Linked DNA regions of Mus musculus: region 1 is linked to region 2. The links are chromatin contacts, found by Hi-C or POLR2A ChIA-PET in ENCODE. All regions are on one chromosome and are shown on one strand. The core of a region is the stretch at or near the end of the contact, and the rest is flanking DNA. Distances in the headings are between cores, read along the strand shown. Region 1 has its middle 7.7 kb from the start of Nfic. Region 2 overlaps Dot1l (DOT1-like, histone H3 methyltransferase (S. cerevisiae)).

The links. Hi-C counts contacts between places; a loop is a spot of excess contacts on that map. ChIA-PET counts read pairs that join two places held with the same protein, here RNA polymerase II (POLR2A).
Region 1: a loop to region 2 is called in a map of T-helper 2 cell, with 8 times the contacts of the local background. The contact joins two enhancer-like sites. A Hi-C loop is called at or near these places in 1 of 37 maps with a recorded cell type or tissue (T-helper 2 cell). POLR2A ChIA-PET finds 5 or more read pairs at or near these places in 1 of 5 experiments (Patski).

Annotation. Positions count from the first base shown.
Region 1 is chr10:81,432,239-81,437,465 of GRCm38, reverse strand. No RefSeq gene overlaps it. Among named protein-coding and RNA genes, the nearest start is that of Nfic, 7.7 kb to the right of the region's middle. Within about 2 kb of position 1,825, at least 1 of the 3 ENCODE cell types and tissues checked has a DNase peak (open chromatin) inside an H3K27ac peak, as active enhancers do.
Region 2 is chr10:80,764,110-80,769,431 of GRCm38, reverse strand. Dot1l (DOT1-like, histone H3 methyltransferase (S. cerevisiae)) reads right to left here. Exons shown (of 28, transcript NM_199322.2): 2 at 4,787-4,830; 3 at 3,195-3,269; 4 at 764-827. Among named protein-coding and RNA genes, the nearest start is that of Dot1l, 12 kb to the right of the region's middle. Within about 2 kb of position 2,882, at least 1 of the 3 ENCODE cell types and tissues checked has a DNase peak (open chromatin) inside an H3K27ac peak, as active enhancers do.

The DNA.
Region 1 (5,227 bases), core at 576-3,075, 670 kb before region 2:
ATCTACATATGCCTGTAGAATTTGTATGTGACTAATGGTGTCTGTGGGTGACAGTATATATATCTGTAGGTGACTGCGAGTGATTTTTAGGTGACAGTAGGGGGCTTCAGGTAGTGTTTTAATTCACATGCATAGTTTTTACTGGGATTAACTTTTTTCTGCAATTCTAGGCCTAAATCTGAGTTCTCTCTCATATTAGATGTGAACTCCACCATGCTTCCAGCCCCTCACTGGAGAATTCTAGGCAGGGGCTCCACCCCTGACCAGGCCCCAGCCCCTCACTGAGGGAGTCTAAGTGGGGCTTTACCCCTTAATTATGCTTCCAGTTCTTTTTCTTTTTCCAAGCTAGTTTAGAATTGGTAACCATCCTTCCTCAACCTCCCAAATGACTGAGGCAACAGTCCGTCCTGAAGCCTACTTGTTGCTGAGTGTCAGAAAACTCTCCTAAGGAGATGGCAGGAGCAGTGAGAGTTGCCTCCATGCCTTAGAGCACTTCCTCTTCCAAAGGATCTGTGTGTTCAAGTCCCAGCATCCACATGACGGCTCACCATCATCTTAACCTCAGTTCCAGGGGTCCAACACCCTCTCCTGGCCTCTGCATGCATGTAGTGCAAACATGACTGTAGAGGAAACAGTTGTAAGCATTTAATAACATTGAGGGGGATTTTCTTTTTTCTTTTTTTCTCTTTTCTAAAATATAGAGGCCGGCCATGGCCACATGGAGAGAGGGGGAGGAAAGGGAATGGGGAAGGGGAGAGCCCAAGAGGGCAAGAGAGAAGCAAGAGAGCAAGAAAACAAGAGAGGCAAGAATGAAGCAAGAGTAAGAGGCGGGGGCAGATTTTCAAGACAGGATTTTTCTGTATAGCCCCAGGTGTCCTGAAATTCACTCTATAGATGAAGCTAGCCTTGAACACAAGAGATTTACCTGCCTCTGCCTCCGCCTCTGCCTCCGCCTCTGCCTCCTGAGTTCTGGGTTTAAAAGCATGGTCCAATACCACCAGGCAACATTTTTAAAGGGAAGGATAGTTGTGGGCCAAATGGTCTCCACAACAATCATACATGGGCTCTTGCAGAGAGGAGGCATCCATATATAGAACCAGTGGGTGTGGCCATTTACCAACAAAACTTTATTAATAAACTGAGTGTCCATGATCTAGGAGTAGAATTTCATCTTCTCTGGTAAACCTTAGTTTCTGCTTGTAAGGTCTCATTGAGTTTGGTCCCACTGCCCCCTTCAAGGGTTACCTGTGTCTTCACTGTCCTTTGCCAATGGACGCACACATATAGCACTCCTTGGCAGCAACAAGGAGACAGTTGTGTAACCAAAACCCTGGGTATTGTGGTCTCGCCCAGCAGACATAATTGTCAGCCCTCTAGCTGGAGTATACCCTGGGGACTATAGTTTTACACATGGTCCCCCACACTCTACCCTCGCACACTCAAGGATTTCTCAGTCACACAGGTAACTGAGTGGGATGGCATTCGCCTGCATTGCAGCAGTTGAGGTCCCTGTGGCCACAAACCTACATTTGGGTTTCTAATCCCAATTCAAGCTTCTGGGTTGTGCTATTATTTAGTGCCAACTACATATCGTATATGCAATCATTTAGCGCCTACCTTATACTAGGTTCTTTGAATTCATTACCTACATGCCCACCTCTTGCAAATCCATTTCTCAAGGACTTCAGTCTTGGGTTGATTCAAAGTCCCCAAAGTTTGTTCCGAAGGCCCTGCATGCTAACAAGCCAGCTGAAACAGTTCCCAGAGCACCCTGCTCTTGTGCCCAGCCTTCCTACCTGGCACCTGGCCAGCTGGACTCAGCCTTCTGCACAAATATCCACTGCCAAAGATGGAGGAGGGCAGGCTGGCAGAGCGGAGGAGGGGCCAGGGATCTGCCCCCTTTCCCAGCCTAGGAAATCCCAAGCTAATCTGCCTCTGGGACAAGCTGGGTTTCTGGCATTGCAGAAACCCATCCCTGCCCTTGTTTGTTTCCAGCTCTAGAACAGCGCTAGCAGCCTGCCACTTTTTAATCGTCCCTTAAAGGGCTATAGGGTTAGAACACTCCCCGCCAGGCCTCTAGAGGACAGGGGGCTTCCGTCCACCCTCAGTGCTCTGGCCATTCCACTGTTCCAAGCAAGGCATCAGGAGCCCCGTCTGAGCCTCAGTTTGCCCTGAAAGAGGAAGCATGTTTGATAGTCCTGAGGTCCAGCCTCCTCGAAGTGTGATTATTTAGGTGACTATTTATCACCAACTGCATCCCTGATGAGATGATCACATAGCTGGGGCCACCTATGTGCCTGACTCGCAATTATTCAGTGGCAATTGCATGTCAGGCTTGTCCAAACAAGGCAGATGAAAAAGCCACACGGTGAGAATTCACTTAACCCCAGGACGTGATAACGCCCAGCCCCACCCCGTGGTAGGGCACCTGGGTGGAAGTGAGCCTCGGGCCATGTGTGACACATGACAGCCAGGTGCAGGATCACCCATAAACCTTCAAGCCCATTGGTAGAGGGCCAGAAGTAATAGCTGGTACAAAGTTGTACCAGTACCATAGTACAGATGGGAACAGACATAAAGTTCTAGGACTGTCACACTAAGGGCATCTGGGTGCTTCTATGTCCTGAGGACCCTGTGGGAGCCCTCAAGAGCCACATCTCCTCCCCTCCCGTTCAGGAAGCTGGAGATGACGCCCACTGCTTCTGACATCCGTGTTTGGCGTCCCCCGTAGGAGATGGCAACAACTCAGTGAAACCAAGCTGCTCAGCCCAGCTGCACAGGAAGCTGAGGCAGGAAGATCATGAGTTCAAGGCCAGCCTGAGCCTGTAAGAGACACAGGCCTCAAAATTAAAAAAAGACAGCTGGGGGAGTGGTCAGAGGTGGAGCCCCACCTAGAATCTTCCAGTGAGGGGTTGGGGGCGTGGTAAGGGTGGAGCCATTGGCTGAAATCCCTCATTGTGGGGGCTGAGGGTACAGCCTTTCAGATGTCAGGGATTAAATGTCCCACTGTCCAGCCGGACAAACTGAGACTTATGTCCCAAAGCCACTCACAGACAGAGCTGGGCCTTGAGCCTGCATGTGGTGTCGCCTGTCCCTCACCCCTCAGTTCAGTCTGATGCAGGGTGGTCCCCAGAGGTGGAGCATTAACGTCCACATTCCCCCAGGAGCCTCAGGTCTTCCTCTGTGGTAGCCATGGTGTCTTCTACCATTGCCTTAGGCACACCAGTGCTGGAGATCAGAGTGTCAGCTTCCGCCCTGCGGGGCAGCGCCCTCCTCCCTCAACTTCCTGTCCTTACCCTGATGCCAGTACCCAGCCTGCCTTCCCCCAGCTTCAGTATACACACACACACACACACACACACACACACACACACACACACACACAGACACGCGTGCGCGCGCGTGCACTGGTGTCCTGTGTCCAGCGGTCTCTACCCTGCACTGACCAAGGAACCAGAACCAGGATCCCTGTGTCATCTGCCAGGACCACCAGATGATAGGACAGCTGCTCTTATACATGGAAATACTGAGGCACAGAGCCCGGCCTGCAGGTGGCAGAGCGACCGACCGACTGCAGCTGGGGTCACGGGAGTGAAAGCCCTGTAGCATTCCAACTGTCATGGCAGCACCGGCCTAGAAAGCTCCTGCACCTTCTGCCTCAGTTTCTCCCTGGGGTAAGAGTCGGGGCTCCTCGGCCATGTTGGGCAGCCCAGTCCCCAGCGTGTGCGGGCAGCTTTCGGTTCCGGGAGGCTCTGTGCCCACGCCCCTGAGTGTGTGCCAGGCCCTCCGGGCAGCCATGCCAGAAAGATGCGCTTGGCCTCAGCTCAGCTGCTCCTCAGCTGGAGAGAAAGGTGTAGAGATAAGAAAAGAATCAATTTCTCTCCCGCTTCAGGCACTCCCAAAGCTGGAAGTTCTACTAGCTGTCCAACTGAGTCTCTTGTTTGGCTTCTTCCAGTTTCCCAAGTGTTTTTTTTTTCCCAGAAAAGGGGTGTGGGGAGTCTCACAAAGGAGGTCCAAGAGGCCTCGCCTCCTCGTCCCCTGGTAGGTATGGGGTCTTCCCAGTCTCCATGTGCAAGCCAGAGTGATCAAGCTTGCCTAAAGCAGTCTGAGCACTGGAGTACACCCAGCCTCAGTTTCCCTATCTAAGAAAGGGAGGCAGTGGTGCTGGGGAATTGATTGATCACCCCTTCCCACCCACAGCGCAAAGTGCGCCCGAGCTCCCGCCTAGGGAGGCTCGGAGACCAAAAGAGTGAATCCCGGGGTCACACTGTAGAACCAAGCGCAGGTGAGGGCAGCGCCAAAATTAAACATGGAATCCGTGGCGTCAGGGGCAGCTGCCAGCAACGGCCAATCAGACACGCTGGAGCTGCACTCTGACCAATCAGAAGCCTTGTCAGAAGGCCCTCAGCCAATACACTATTCTGAGGAATTTGGTCACGCCCCCAAGTGACAGGCTGTGGGAGGGGCTCGTCCGCAGAGCATATGTGAGGCCCAGCCCCCAATCCCCAGCAGCGGACAGACAAACATCTATGCTTGGTTCATCGTCATTCATTCTCACACTTTTGCTTTTGAGTTGTACGATCACTTAGCCCAGGCTGACCTCCAACTATATAGCCAAGGATGACCTTCAGGCGCCCAGCTGGGGTGACAGGAGCGTGACTCCTAAGCCTAGTTTCCCCTCACAGCCAATACCAGCTGCTGCCACGCGGGAAATGCTCTCCGAGACCCCGCACCTGTAGCTCTTGTTTCCGGTCTGTTAAATGGGTCTGATGGCACCAGCCCCTACCCCGGGAGTCATCGCTGAGGCTGCGGGAGTCGGGATGCCGTCAGTGAGGGGGCGCGGCTGGTGGTAGCTCATGCACCCACCTGAGATACACTTTCACGCAGTGGCCCATGATTGACACCCCAGCCTTGAGGCTTAGGCAAAAGGTTCTGCAGCTGAAAGTCAGCTTCAGCTACACAGTGAGTGGGCTAGCCTGGGCTGTATCATCAGAACTTGTCCCCATAATTGAAAGCCAACAGAGAAGATGCGAGTGTGGCTGGGGTCCTTGCCCGGCACATGCACAGTTTTTTAAAAACAAAAACAAAAACTTTCAACCACTGTAGAGTTTGGCCTTCCACACTGTCTTGACGGAGGTCAAACGCACTGTGGGTTGAGGTTCACAGGGTTCACCCAAGTTCAAACCCCAGACGTAGCAGGTCTTTGCTGGACGACTTTGGAGATTCT
Region 2 (5,322 bases), core at 1,633-4,132:
TGCACCTTTGTGGCAGCACACAGGGACAAGCACAGATGCAAAGATCTGTCTGTGTAGAAGCAATGACCCCAAGAAGTTACTTGAGGAAGCCAGTCAATGCCATCTGGGTCTTGATGTCCTGCCACTTGACTTCCCTGCCTCACCATGTGTAGTGGCTATCTATTCCTGGTTGTCAACTTGACTATATCTGGAATGAACTACAATCCAGAATTGGAAGGCTCACCAGTGATCCTAATCTGGAGGCTGGGAGATACAAGTTTCTGACCTGGATCTTGGTATGAAGATCTTGAGGCATAGTGGCTATGGATTCCAGATTAAGACAGGGAGACCTCCGAGTTCAAGGTCATCTGGGATTAAAGGTGTGATGGCACACACCTTTAATCTGGGCTACACCTTCTGCTGGAGACTACATAAGGACATTGGAAGAAGAAAGGCTCTTTCTCCTTTGCCTGCTTGCCCTGTGGGACTGAGCAACTGCTAGATCCTTGGACTTCCATTCACAGCTGCTGCTGACCATTGTTGGGAGTTGGACTGCAGACTGTAAGTCATCAATAAATTCCTTTACTATATAGAGTATAATAAACTACCCATAAGTTCTGTGACTCTAGAGAACCCTGACTAATACACCATGCCAACTGCCCTCCCTACCACTCTTTCACAAACTGCAGGAGGTCCTAGTGCTTGGCTGCCCTGGGAGGCCTAGGAGTCAACACCATGCAAATCCAGTGGGAGTGACCAGCCTTGCAAGTGGGGAGCCACTTACCAGCTGGTGGATGCTGTCGATGGCCCGGTTGTATTTGTCACACAGCCGCTGCATGCTTTCAAAACTGAAAAAGGAAGGAGAGAGTGTGTGTGTGTGTGTGAGTGAGTATGTGTGTGTTATTGGAGGCCACCGGGCTCCAGAACACCAACATGTCTGGCCAGCTCTGTGCTCAGACGGTCCCTGGACACAGGAACAAGGCCAAGGCAGTTTGGGTAACTCTACTTCACATGTCAATTCCACAGTCAGACTGTCACTTAGATGAGGAACTTTAAGAGCATGTCATAACTATGACCTAGGCGAGGGCTGGGGAGATAGTTTCAGCAGCTAGTGTGCTTGTTTCTAACTAAGTATGAGGTCCTGGGTTTGAGTCCTGAGAACCTACCAAAAGCAGGGCAGAATGAGGTCCTGAGTTCTCCATCCTTCTAAGGAAGAAGGGGGCAGGGTTGGCATGTGCAGCATTCAAAATTAAGAAGTCATCTCAAATGAGGTAGAAGGTAGAGAGACTAGGCTCTCCTCTCTAAGCTGTAAGGAGCATGTGAGACAACAGGATGGGGCACTGGCCCACACTGACAACTCCAGCTCTCAGGAGGTGGAAAGATGCAGAGATGGACAATGTTACAAGTTCAAGCCAGCCAGGGCTATACAGTGAAACCTGTCTCCAAAAAAGAAAACGAAGTTGGAACATGTGAGACAGCCTAGTATAGCAATGACAGCAATGGCTACCTCTGCAAGAGTATTCAGGTTCTGTTCCCAGCACCCACAAAGAGGCTCACAACCAGCTATAGCTTCAGCTCCAGGGGATTCTTCTGGCCCCTGTGGGTACTGCCTGCATATGTTGTAGAGACAAACAAATGGGCAAACGTTCACACTCAAAGTAAAAATAAATGGAGCCGTTTAAAAAGGAGGCAAGCAGGCATAGTGCCTTGGATTGCTTGGGCAGTGGAGGCCCTGCCAATTTCTGGACTCCAGGCCACCATCAGCCAGGACCAGGTGCAGGGGTATCTGGCTTTTGGACAGGCCTGGGGCAGGACCCCTTAATTTCTTGGTTTCTTTGAGAAGACCCCTGTGTACTTTGACCGCCAAGTAGCAGAAGCACAGTTCTAGGGATGAGAGTGCTACTCCACACCCCCTATGTTCAGGGATACCCTAAATGCCCAGGAGGAGACTAATGCTGGGGACAGGATGCTCTGGAACACTAAGACACACAGACAGCTTCCTCCCCATGTGAGGGAGTCACACAATGCCACTTGATGCCCCAGCACTCTGGTGTGTTACAGTATGAACCTGGACTGGCCCCAATCATGTGTCTTACACCTTTCTTTCTCTCTTTTTTTTTTTTTTAAAGATTTATTTATTTATTATATGTAAGTATACTGTAGCTGTCTTCAGACACTCCAGAAGAGGGTGTCAGATCTTGTTACAGATGGTTGTGAGCCACCATGTGGTTGCTGGGATTTGAACTCCGGACCTTCAGAAGAGCAGTCGGGTGCTCTTACCCACTGAGCCATCTCACCAGCCCACCTTTCTTTCTCTTAAAAGGAACCCAGGACAGCTGCAGCCACAGAACAGAGCATGGCATCCCTGAACCGGGAAAAGCCAAAGCAGGGCGAGGTGTTGGCACACACAACTACAGTCCCAGCTACTTGGAATTTGGGTCATGCGAGCCCCAGGAGTTTGAGGTCACACCAGGTAAGGTAAGAAAGCCTACTCGACGACCAGAGGGGTGGAGGGTCCCACTGCAGGGTTCTGGGTGGGTTCCTCACATGAAAAAAGTCGTTTCCTGGGGTCCAGGAGCTTCACAGAGGAAGTGAGATAGAGGGCTGAAGTTAATTCCAACTCTATAAGGACACAGGCTCCTGCCTTGGGTCAGCAGTGAGCTCGAGTCCACTTACACCCAGTTGCTAGTCAGAGGGCAAGGGGCCCAGCCAGTGGACTGTAGGACTGTCCTGTCCCAGTGTCACTAAGGCTGGCAGGAATCCTTTCTAATAATCAGGTCATAGGTCAAGCAAAGCTTTTTTAGGCAGGCTCTGAGCAGGAGGTAGAGCCTGGGCTATTCTTTCTCAAAGAAAAACAAACCTGGCTCCAGGCAGCATTCCAGGGATGCCTTTGCTTCTCCGCCCACTCTGCACAGAAGGCCTACCTAGGTGGGGGCAAGGATTGGCCTCACCCAGCACCTATGGTGGCAAGGTGGAGGCCCATCAACATAGCGCTGGCAGGACCTGCTGTTAAAACGGCCAGTAGCTCTCTCACCAGCCCTGGTAATTTCCCACATATCAATTCAATGTGTACAGTGTAGGAGTTCCCAGTGATTGCCTCACTCCTCCAGCCAGATACACTCTTCTACCAAAAGAGCTTCCCGAAGGAAGCGTAGCAAGGGTGTAGGCAGCGGGGTAGGTGCAGCCCACAGCCTGCTCCATCCCTTCCTGCTCACCTTTTGGTGTCGTAGTCGATCAGGACATAGTTCTCCATGGCCAGCTTGAGATCTGGGATTTCCTCGCAGACCCACCTGAAATGGAACACAGAGGTGTTGCTGGCCTCAGCACGACGCTCTCTGGAGTGTGTGTGTGTGTGTGTGTGTGTGTGTGTGTGTGTGTGTGTGAATGTTACTGTGCAAGTTCATGAGGAGCTATTGAGAAATCACAGATTTTGAGGCCAAGGTCAGTGTTGGCACTTGGAAAAGAAATAAATTCATATATTATGGTAAAAAGCAAAATATTAGACAGGCTCAGTGGTACAAGCCAGCCAATCCAGCACATTGGGTGGGGCTGAGGCATAAAAATTTCTAATTCAAGGCCAGTCTGGGCTACATAATGGGACCTTTCCCCAAGATGGGGAGGGAGCTGGCAAGATGGCTCAGTGGGTAAAAGCAACTGTGGCACAGAACCAACAACCCAAGTTCAATCCTGTAGCCTACACAAGGAGGAGAAGCAATTTCACAAAGCTGCCCTCTGCCCCCACCATATGCTGTGGCATGTGTGTACCTGACAAATCAACCACACACAAACATAATTAAAAAAAAAAAAAAAAAAAACTCTGGGGGAGGGACCAGCTTGGGATATAACACCCCGCCCCACCCCGCCCCCAGACAGGATTTTTCTACACAGCCTTGACTGTCCTGAACTCACTATGTATACCAAGGGGCAAACCAGGCTGGCCTCAAAACTATAGTGATGCTCCTGCCTCTGCCTCACAAGTTCTGCTGGGTTCCACTCCAGCCAGATACACTCTTCCACCAAAAGAGCTTCCTGGAGGCTTAGACAGTTGGCAAGGGTGTGGGTGGGCCTTCTTAGGTTAGGTATGTATGTACTTGTAGATGCACAAGATGGGGTGACATGTGTACCATAGCACACATAAGAGATCAAAGGAAATCTGTAGCCAGTCCCCTCCTTCCATCTTCATTCACATGGCTTCCAGAGATGTACTCAGGTCCCCAGGCTAGCACTATACCCAACTTAACTGGCCTCTTTACGGCCCCGGCTGGCTTGTAAGTCCCACTGCTTCCACTGCCTCCACCTGTGGCATTGAATGGCAATCTATGAGTCCAGTCTCTATGGTCTGCCAGGGCTTTCCCCAGTAATCTATGTCCACTATTACAGGAACCACAGGATGCTTCAGAAAAAAGGCTGCAGATCCATCCCAACAGGCAGCTGCCCTGGCACCATGTGTCTGCTGGTGTCACAGGAAGGAGGTCCTACTCATAGTCCTTACAAACTCCCATCTTTCTCCAATCCAAAGGTGGGGACTAGTGAAGGGAAGATGGGGGACACAGAGACGTCCCAAGTCCCATCTCACAGGAGGTAGCAAGCAGCTCAGAGGCTGCACATATGTGAGCTGGCTCCATCCCCACCATGGCAGGGGAAACAAACAACTGAGGTTTTCCCAGACAAGGGTCATGGAGAGATGCCTCTGCCAGGGCTCCTCCTGCCACACTTCCCAGAGGTCCCAGTGAGGACAGTGCAGCGGGGGTGCTGGGAACCTTGGGAGGAAGCTCCGAGCCCAGTGCTCATCCCATACAGTACTCACCGGATAGTCTCAATAATCTCATGAGCAGCATCATGGTGCTTGTCCTGAAAGAGAAAAGATGCACAGTTGGACCCAACAACCACAGTGACACCCCAAAGTCCTCTTGTTCTATGATGCACAACCACCCTACAGAGGTGGTGACTCAACATATTCCCCAGAGCTGGAGCCTGACTCAGCTCTGTCTCCCTGCACACCTGATGGGTGTGGGCAGATCCTACAGAGTCCCATTGGCCACCATGTGTGCTACGCCTGAAATAAAGCCTTGCCCCAGCACGACCATTCAGGGCCAGCTCTCAAGTCGACTGTAAGATGAAGCATAAGGATGCCAACTACTAACAGAAAACGACTAGAGGGGAAAAGAACAAGGAAACAGAAGACGCAGCACTCCGGCTTCCCTGGGTTGGCCAGTCACCCTATGAGCTTCCTGCCCTTCACATCCACTGCCCACTGGTTTGCACAGGCCCAGCTCCACTGGAGAAGTGGACTGTAGGGTAATGAAGGCAACTGTAGAATGATGAAGGCTGTAGGCTTGCCTC